Linked DNA regions of Homo sapiens: region 2 is linked to region 1. A link is a contact called in ENCODE Hi-C or POLR2A ChIA-PET data. All regions are on one chromosome and are shown on one strand. Each heading gives the region's core, a stretch centred on a gene start or an enhancer-like site at or near the end of the contact. The rest is flanking DNA. Distances are from core to core; before and after follow the strand shown. Region 1 overlaps SETBP1 (SET binding protein 1). Region 2 overlaps SETBP1 (SET binding protein 1).

Evidence for each region. Hi-C counts contacts between places; a loop is a spot of excess contacts on that map. ChIA-PET counts read pairs that join two places held with the same protein, here RNA polymerase II (POLR2A). Pooled maps may share reads with other maps.
Region 2: a loop to region 1 is called in a map of endothelial cell of umbilical vein, with 2.2 times the contacts of the local background. The contact joins two enhancer-like sites. A Hi-C loop is called at or near these places in 4 of 168 maps with a recorded cell type or tissue (GM12878, aorta, endothelial cell of umbilical vein and 1 more), 15 of 37 single-sample maps with no recorded cell type and 15 of 50 pooled maps. POLR2A ChIA-PET finds 5 or more read pairs at or near these places in 9 of 52 experiments (B cell, BJ, Caco-2 and 5 more).

Annotation. Positions count from the first base shown.
Region 1 is chr18:44,723,284-44,727,869 of GRCh38, reverse strand. The region is part of intron 2 of SETBP1 (SET binding protein 1); the gene reads right to left. Among named protein-coding and RNA genes, the nearest start is that of SETBP1, 45 kb to the right of the region's middle. RefSeq lists enhancers at 2,167-2,356, 2,487-2,536. Within about 2 kb of position 2,114, at least 21 of the 41 ENCODE cell types and tissues checked have a DNase peak (open chromatin) inside an H3K27ac peak, as active enhancers do; they include B cell, where a contact is called at or near this core.
Region 2 is chr18:44,816,132-44,820,717 of GRCh38, reverse strand. The region is part of intron 2 of SETBP1 (SET binding protein 1); the gene reads right to left. Among named protein-coding and RNA genes, the nearest start is that of SETBP1, 140 kb to the right of the region's middle. Within about 2 kb of position 2,002, at least 4 of the 41 ENCODE cell types and tissues checked have a DNase peak (open chromatin) inside an H3K27ac peak, as active enhancers do; they include B cell, where a contact is called at or near this core.

The DNA.
Region 1 (4,586 bases), core at 865-3,364:
GGGTTAGATAAGACCAAGAAGTGGGGGCTATAAGAAGAATTACTTGTTGGATTACTTTGACCCAACAAGGGAAGCAGCATCTCAGCCCAGAAGTGTTCAACAATAGAAAGGCCACCCACAAAGCACCAAGGAGATTGGCTAAATGTCTGTGAGGAAACTCAGGATAATTCTCTTTCACCTTCGAGAATCTGATTTTATGATGGTGGTAGAGATTTCATATTTAAGGTGTTTTGAGAGCTTGGTGAAGACACAGTAGGGGTTGCGTAAATGATTGTTGTTCCTTTGAGGTTGAAGGGAACATTCTGGACATCTCAAACCATTCAGTTGGCAACTTACTACAGGGCTCATACATAGACAGTGTCCACCTACTGTCCATCCCCCCACACTGAAAAGTGATGCTGGCCACTCACTGAAAAGGCTGCCGTGAAAGCAGCAAGTTTAGAATGTCATCTGAATGCGTCTTTGTGAACCACAGGAAGATAGGCATTCAGCAACAAATCCTTAAGATGCTTTCAAATGAGAAGGAAGGCCCTGCCTCAAGACAGGAACCTCTGCAGATATCACTTATCCTAATCTCTCACCCCAAAGTGAGAGACAGAAATAAGGACACTGACAGTAAAACCTTAAGAGTTTGTTTTATTTGGGTATCAACACACACACACACACACACACACACACACACAGTGATCAAATATTTCAGTCAAATGCATGCAACTCATCCAGAGAGCTCAAACACTGAGTTATCCAAATGTTCCAATGCTAGTTACCCAAACGAACATTATGGAAAAGGACTTCAGAGAGAAGAGTCTGAACAGCAAAACTGAAACATGTTTATAGTGTTAAAAAAAATAAAAAGCTGTCCACCTCTTTTATTTTGCATTTGGATAATGCTTTAAACTTTCCAGGATCCTCTGATAACCACTCCACCCTCACGATGGTAAGATCAATGGCAAATGGATTTATCTCCCCAGTTGATCCCAGAATGAAAAACAGAAACAGAGTGTGTGCACAACTGACACACAATAATCTAGCCAGCCCTTTCATCTTGGGCTCTTCTCCACGTATTATTACAAAAACAAATTATGTAACGAAGCACACAGTTGTGTGGCTTGAGGCATTTATTAAAAATAGGGCCTTTATGAAGTCTTTGTGTACTTTACATATTTAATAAACTTCAAGTTCATGTCACTTAGAATCAAACACGTGATGAAATTTGAAAGTAATATTATTACAGTTTATGACTTCTAATCTGCAAATGGGAGGCGGTCCTATATAGCTTTGTGTTTAAGAATATGAACTTTGAAATCAGACTAACTGGACTTCAAACACTACCTCTTTTATATACTCTCTAGATGTCATTTGGCAAGTTATTCAACCTCCCCATGCCAGTTAACTCATCAGCAAAATGAGAACAGTAAGATTTACCTCTTAAGAGTTTTGGGGAGGATTACATATACATTTGCAGGTAGTAGGCTTAGATTGGTGCCTCCCATACAGAACTCAAGAGATAAGTATTATTATTTGATTATTCATAATCTCTTTCAATGATTGCCAGCTTTAGTTACTACAACAAAACAAAGTCCCTACCTTCCTTGAAAAGAATGTATTATGTATCTAGAACTGTTGGAATGAAAATCAAGAAGGCTTGAAATGTCACTTACAAGCTATGTGTAACAACTCACATGAGTTAGTTGTTAAAGTTTAAAAATTATGTAAGGGTTTCATGAAGCTTTAGGAATGGTCCCTGAATTGGTGGAAAGGAAATTCCCTTCTGAACTTAAAAGTCAAAAAACTTCAGAGGGAAGGAATCTTTTAGAGATCTACTCAAGGTCATATGAAAGTTCTTGGTTCTAATTCCATCCAGGCCACCAGAGAGCCAGGAGATGCCCATCCCCTTTGAAGCTTCTCATGCCTCCCTCCCCACCCCTGGCCACTATTACCACCCTACACCCTTTTCTAACCATAGATTTCTAAGTAAAAAAGGAAATTGTCTAAAACTGAAACTGCCTTAGTCTATTATTGGCTTTGGTGGCTGTGGGAAGAAAACGGAGTTGGAGGGGGGAGGTATGTTGATGAAAATAATCTGAGTCATCACTTCCTGGAAGAGGTGACAGCACACCCAGAGCCGCTGGGAAGTCAGGGGGCCGAGGGGGAGGAGGTCCCAGCTCTGCCACAACCTCACATAGCACCGGGAGGATGTCCCTTAACTTCTGTGGGTTCCTATTGGCAAAATGACCCTAAAGGCCTTCCCAGCTATATGCCCCTATAATTCAGGAAAGGTCCTGGTGAATAAACCATCAGTGCTATTCACTGTCAGCCTAGAAAACAAAATGAACCTGTGCTCCTAAAATATGAAAGCCGAATCTTTCAAGCAAGGGCAGGCTGGTTATGGTTGAGTCAAGACATAACTGCTTTGTTTCCTAACTACTTCCCCAAACCCAGACTCTGCCCCTCCACACACACCCCCCAACCCAGTTTTGCTACACAATTCCTTGGACAGTACAGGTAACTCATTAAGAACAGAGGCCCTGGGATAGCCAGACTTAGTGCAGGAATCACTTTATAGTCTCTCTTAGATGTGAAATTATATGAAATTATTCCCCAAACTGTGAGCAGATACAGATGATTACCAGATTTAGATGTTGAAAAGAAAAGAACAATAACAGCATCAAGATGGGAGTCTCACGTGTTGCAATCACCTGCTTATGTGTCTCCCTAGCCTTGGGAGAGAAAACTGGCCCCTTTTACATTTATCTGATGGTAACTCTATGGGCAGCTACTAAACCCTCCTTTGAAAGTAAACCCCCATTGCCAGTGACCATGTGCTAAATGAGTGAGTGAAGAAATGAATGCTGTGCATCCCAAATTAGGAAGCAAGGAAGGAGGGCACATTCATACAGCTCCTTGAACTCTGCACACACTTTGGCTTCTTGCAGTAATTTAATAATATTCTTGCTCATTCATATTCTTTCTTTCCACTTCCAGCCCCACCCCCACTCATTATGTAGTCTGACTGAATACCACTCAAAATATTTTCTCAATTAGAGGAGAAAACAGGAATTTGCCACTTGTCTGCCTCTATTCTGCTGCCTGTCAGCCTTCAGCAAATATTTCAATCCTGGGCCTTTGCCTGCTGCTAACCCCTGTCCTTTAACCCTTGACCCTGTCCTCTTCAAATCCTCTAGGCTTTACCTTCTCATCCTCCCAGCCCAGACACTCCACTCCAGGGCTGGTGTCACAGGCTACTATGTTTAACCACAAGAGGTACAGTGATGCCCCTAAAGCAATCAGAACAAGAGCTGTGCTTCTGAGATTTGCTTATCTGATCAAAAGATGCTCAGAAAAATTAACATATCACAGTGGATGAGAGACAATCTGTAAACAGACTCCCACTCTCACTTACCTATCTCTGGTCTTCAGAGCCTCTTCTCTGGTCTAGGCCAGCTCCCCTCCCCCACCCTATATCCTAACTCCCTTAAATGGGCATGTCACTGAGATTAGAGGCTCAGGGGTTGGCTGTAAGATGCAGAAATAAAATGGAAATCATGTCCGCTAGAGCAGTAAGATGCAGAGCTCCTCTTTGACTTTTCCCAACATTCACATTCAGCCAAACCACAAGATAATTTGCTTCTAAACCCCTGTCCCAACTTCCTCTAACCACTGCAACTTCCCTGGCTCCAGCTAAACCCCCAGCCCTGTGACATCCAACATTAGAACCACTGGGACTCATCATTTCCCCATCCTTGCCTGTGTCCACCAACATGTGAGCTGTGCCACTTCTGGGTGTTTCTGTGAGTATTTGAGAAAGGCGTGGAATATTTCAGGACTTTTTCGTTGGCAATGACTACTTTGCTCTCTGATAGCACTCCTTCCCATGTAATTAATAGTTCTGTCTCTTGGCTCGTTAAAAACGAGACCCTCAGGTCCCAGGCAGCATTATGCAGGGTAAATCATGTTTAAGTAACTGCATAACTAGTGGGTCAGTTTTATCTTTTGTCTTGGCTGCGACCATTATTTAGCTGGGTTCTCAAAATGCCCGGCAGTGAAGCTTTCATGTCAGGCCAGTATTGAAAGACAAATGTTTTCTCCCCTCCCCACCCCCACTGCCAGCCCCTCTTCTCTGAATGCTGCATGCACAGGGCAGCTGGGAAATAAAAGGCCCCTTTATCTGATTATCCTGGGCAAAGGCGTGGTAGGTTCAGGAAGGTTCAAGAGAGAAGTGCCAAACTGTAATAAGATGGGCCAAGCAAATAGTTGGGGCAGACTCCCATGCAGTGGCAATGACCGGCCACAGCAATTCAGTCTCCTGTCTCATTTTTAGCACTCAGCTTTGTGATGACTAAAAAGGGTGTTGTTTTTTTTCCCCCCGCCGACTGTCGCTGATTGCCATGTGATCTTGAACAAATCACGAGACATCACTGATCTGGGCTCTATGTCCTCATCTGTGAAGGGAAGACAGCTCTGATGATCTTCAAGGTCTCTTTCTGCTTTAACATTCTTTGTGTGTATCCATCAAGCAATAAAAAACAGTGTGACCCTCTCAAATAGCTATGGAGAATACCGCCTGACAGTATAAAAAGAGGACT
Region 2 (4,586 bases), core at 753-3,252, 93 kb before region 1:
CCCATTGTGGAACTGGAATCATTCCAACCCTGCATTCCCAGGAAGTGAGCACAGGATTGACATTTCAGAAAATTGTGTGGATGACGAAGTGAGGGAGCTAGTAGAGTTGCACTATTTTCCTCCAGTATGGAGGGTCTCTGAAGCTGTGCCCTGTGCCTGCACAGTTTGTAAAGGAGAAAAGAACCCCAGGTCTCAATCTTGGTCCCCATCCCCCACCCACCACCATTCAGAAATATAAGGCTTAGGACAGAGACATACACCAGGCTGGACCTCACAGTTCCCGCCCACATAGAGGACCAGCAGGTGCTAGATCTCTCAGCATTTGATGGCCAGGAAAGTACCCAGTCAAAAGCTACAAGAGTTAGGAAACAGATGATGTCTTCACTCCATTCTGGTGTCCTCCCCCAGAACATTTACACCTGCCAACCAACTGGTGTGATTGAAAAAATGAATGCCCTAAAACAGGGAGTTGACTAGGCTGTAGGTTCAGCACTGTGATTCCAAACCCAAATCCCAGCCATGTGACTGCCTGCCCGCCACGTGGCGCTCAGCTGGGTGGCTCCAAGCCCAGCCTGGGCTGCCCTGGTGAGGAATGTCCCCCTACTGAGCTGGCCAGAAAGGGCTGCCAGCAAGCGCTGCCACTCCTCATAACCAGCCAGTCTCCCAAAGCTGCCAGGACAGGCAAGCCTAGTACAACTTCCAGTTGTCTGTTCCTTCCACCATCAGCAATGATGACGTGTACAGCAAGGCAACTTTTTTTTTTGTAAAGAATGATCCTTCTTCGCCCTAACCTGGTTGTTGAGTCCTTACTTTTTGCTGCTGGTTTGGAGATCATTACAATTTGCCTTGTCTTCAAGAGGTGTCCATGTAGGTTACACGCAGTCCCAGTTCATATTGAAACAATCATTCTCAATGGAAATTGTTAGGGTCCAATTGTTGCCTGATTTTAACCTGAGGACAGGATTATCATGTAAGCCAAAGCAGACCAAGATAGTCAAGCCATGTGTGATCTCAGTGGGGGCACACAATTACACTTCCTTGTGGGGCTGTGAAAAGATGCTAAATATGCAGTCACAGGGCCTGGATGGGAGTTTCCTTCCTCTGCCCTGCATGGGACCATGAGCAGGCTGCTGACCTCTGAGGATCTAGTGTCCTCTGCTGTAATACAGGGGTACCCTCTGCCACCACTTCGGATCTTACGAAGATTAAGTGAGAGAAAAAGCTTCCATTTCCATGTGCACCTCCACCTACTTTCAAAAATGTTTTTGTGACAGTCTGCAAATGAAGGAAACATACACAGTAAGCCTTACCAGAGAAAGAAAACATCCAGTGATATACAGAGGGAGGATGAAAAGGATAGAATTATACCCACACTCTCTCAGCTGACAGAGTGACAGATAAACATTCAGAAGTTCTGATGAGAGAGAAAATGAATTTTGCGTGTATCTGGTGTCTGGTACTACTGCTCAAAAGGAAACCAGGTGATGGATTGCCCATCTCCAACCAAAGGTAGCATTTTGATTCTTATATATCTTTTGAAAAACAGCGTGACACATGTATCAAGAGGAAAAAGGGAAGTCTACTCCCACTCTCAAGTATCTGTCTGAATGAAACAATCTCAGAGAATAAAAAGCTACATAAAAAGCTGTGCAACTACTTCCAAAAGTAGTCCAATAATAGTAAACCATTAAAGTAAATGTGTGTGTATACACACACACACACAGACACACACACACACACACACACATTCAGTGAAATATTGTCCGGTAATTAGAATCACCAAGAAAACATGGGGAAATATTTGTAACCATGGTAAGCGAAAGCAAACTCAAAAGGATATGTAAGATGATGAGTGTATGGTAGCATGTTTTCACAGAGGGAGATGGTGGAAGGGCACTGGTTAACCGCTAAATATAATCGTGTTATGATGGTGAGGAGTGTGTGTGTGTGTGTGTGTGTGTGTGAGTGTGTGCGTGTCTTTTCTTTTCATAAAAAGAAATCTCAAATTGTTTTTATAAACTCTTTTGTGAAGATAAGTATCACAAATAGTAGTTCATGCCTTTTAGATCTCTGTAGACCTTTAACTTTGCATGAGGTAGGCAGGCATGATTTCAATCTTTTTAAAAGGTAGTTAATATGGATGGGGGATGGGAGTGGGAGTTAAGACATTAAACAAAGCCCACAGAAGACTCTGGTGACCTTGGCAGCCTTTGGCCACTATCCCACTGACCATGGTCACTGGTTTTAAACCCAAGGAGTTCCCATGTCAGAGTGGAAGGCACACTCCGCTGGGAGTCTTGGGTTCAATGCAGCCTGACCTTGGCCAATGTCACTGCCCGGCTGGGCCTCACTTCCTCATCTGCAAAACAAGTTGGTTGAGATCAACGAACTCTGAAGTCCTTCTTTCTTTAAGGTTCGGTGATTTTATGATCCTCTAAATCTCGACATGAATAAATTCCTTTCTGCATGTGAAAAAACATGCAATGAAACATCTCTCCAATTAAAAAAAATGCTTCTCAAAAGGCAGCACAGACTAACAGAGAGTGCAGAATGTGGGGTTAGGCAGACGAAGTTTCGAATCCTGACTTGCAGCTTCCTGGATGTTTACTCTTTCAGAAAATTATTTAATCTCGCTGTAATAGAAGATTAAATGTGGTGATTTATGAAACTCAAGAGTGGTGCTGAGTGAGTAAAGACACCTGGTTAAAACAATGTTCAAGCCGTAAGTCAATTATATAGCAAAACACGTAAGTCTGGAAGCTTATATATGTCCAAAGACAGTAAGTGCCAGACTTTTTGAGACAGCTCTAATTTCCCATACTCTGGTTGCCCATTGTTCCCATAAGGACACACATGTTTTGATTTCAGTTTGGAAAGTGCAGTCATGGTGCACCTCATCGTTCAACAGAGACCCACGTTCCTCCTCAACCAAGAAGACTTTCTGATTTTGAAGAATGTTCGTAGTCCCCGCATTTTCCCTCCACAAGACAACACTCATGTGTGAAGCCTTTTTTTTTTTCTTTTTTTTTTTTTGAGATGGAGTCTCGCACTGTCACCTGGGTTGGAGTGCAATGGCAGGATCTCAGCTCACTGCAAGCTCTGCCTCCCGGGTTCAAGAGATTCTCCTGTCTCAGTCTCCCGATTAGCTGGGATTACAGGTGCCTGCCACCACGCCCAGCTAATTCTTTGTATTTTTAGTAGAGATGGGGTTTCACTGTGTTGGCCAGGCTGGTCTCAAACTCCTGACCTGGTGATTTGCCTGCCTCGGCCTCCCAAAGTGCTGGGATTACAGGGGTGAGCCACCTCTTGAAGCTCTTTACTGGGCTAGATTCTTGCCTGTGTTCTGCGTGGAGGTGGTCTGACAACGACAGAGACTGGGTGTTCTATTTCTGAGGCCTCAATATTTAACTGCGTGACCCTAGGAAAGTCACTCGCCCAGTTTGGGCTGTGGTTGCCTGGTGAGCTGGCTGGTTTGGAATGTAATGAAGCCTGCAGCTTTCAAAAGTAACGCTCTTCTGTTAGCTACCTGCACTTTTTGTAAAGTCTCTTATTAAATGCTCTTCGTTCTACCCTAATCACTACATAAAGTCATTTGGATCCAAGCCTTCTAGGTTTAGGAGCAGCAGGGCTGTGCCACTGTGCAGATCCGCCTCCTGTCGATTGAGGGTATGCACCGTACCAGCTTGGAGATCCCTCAGTGCTGTCTGGATTTAACCTAAGGGGCAATATTATCATCTGACCCCAAACACAACAAGCCCCAGAAGATCGTCAATTTCCCTAAATCGCTGGCTGGATACATGTTTAATGCATTCTTGTCAACTCAGAGTAAGACACACAGTATCCTGGGTCAGGAAAAGGCAAGAGGACCCACGGGGAAGGAAGGGAGGTGCAGAAAGTGACAAATTTGAAAGGTGTTTTTTTAAAAATCCTAACTGCTTCTTTGTTAGAACTGGATCCAGAAGAATAAAAATTTAGGGGAGGGTATGATGTGGGGGTGTTGAACTGCGGTGTTCTATTTCGTTGAACACAGGCCTCTGACAGGTTGTAAAAGCAGCATTTATTTCAGCAGGCAGCTGAGGACTCATTCACGGAAAGGCTACGCCCCTTCTTTTGCTGATGCTCTGGTGTGCACAGAAAGGACTCCCGTCCTGGCTTGATAACTGGATTTTGATGGGAAATTTTCCTTCTAGTAAAGGCAGAGGTAGGGGAATCACAGAGGTACAAAACTTACCACTTGCCTTTCCCATAGTCTGGCCAACCCCGCCCCAAAGGGCTCCCTCCCTTCTCCTCCTGCACCCCTTCCCCTCAGCCAGCTGCTGACCCCTCTCTGTCTTCCCAGTATATGCTGCACAACTGCCCCTCTAGCCTGGCCCCTCAGGCTTTCCTGAGAATTTGCATTGTAGCCTTTGCTTGCACCTGCTACACAGCCCCTCCCCTTCGCTCTCCTCTCAGGGGTCTGCCCTAAACCTCCTCCCACCCATGAGTAGATTCCCAGGCAGATGACTGCAGCACAGAATGAAAAAGGCTTGTGGAAGCTGCTGTTCCCTTCCCCACCTGCCTTGCATTGGCTTTTATGGGACGATCCC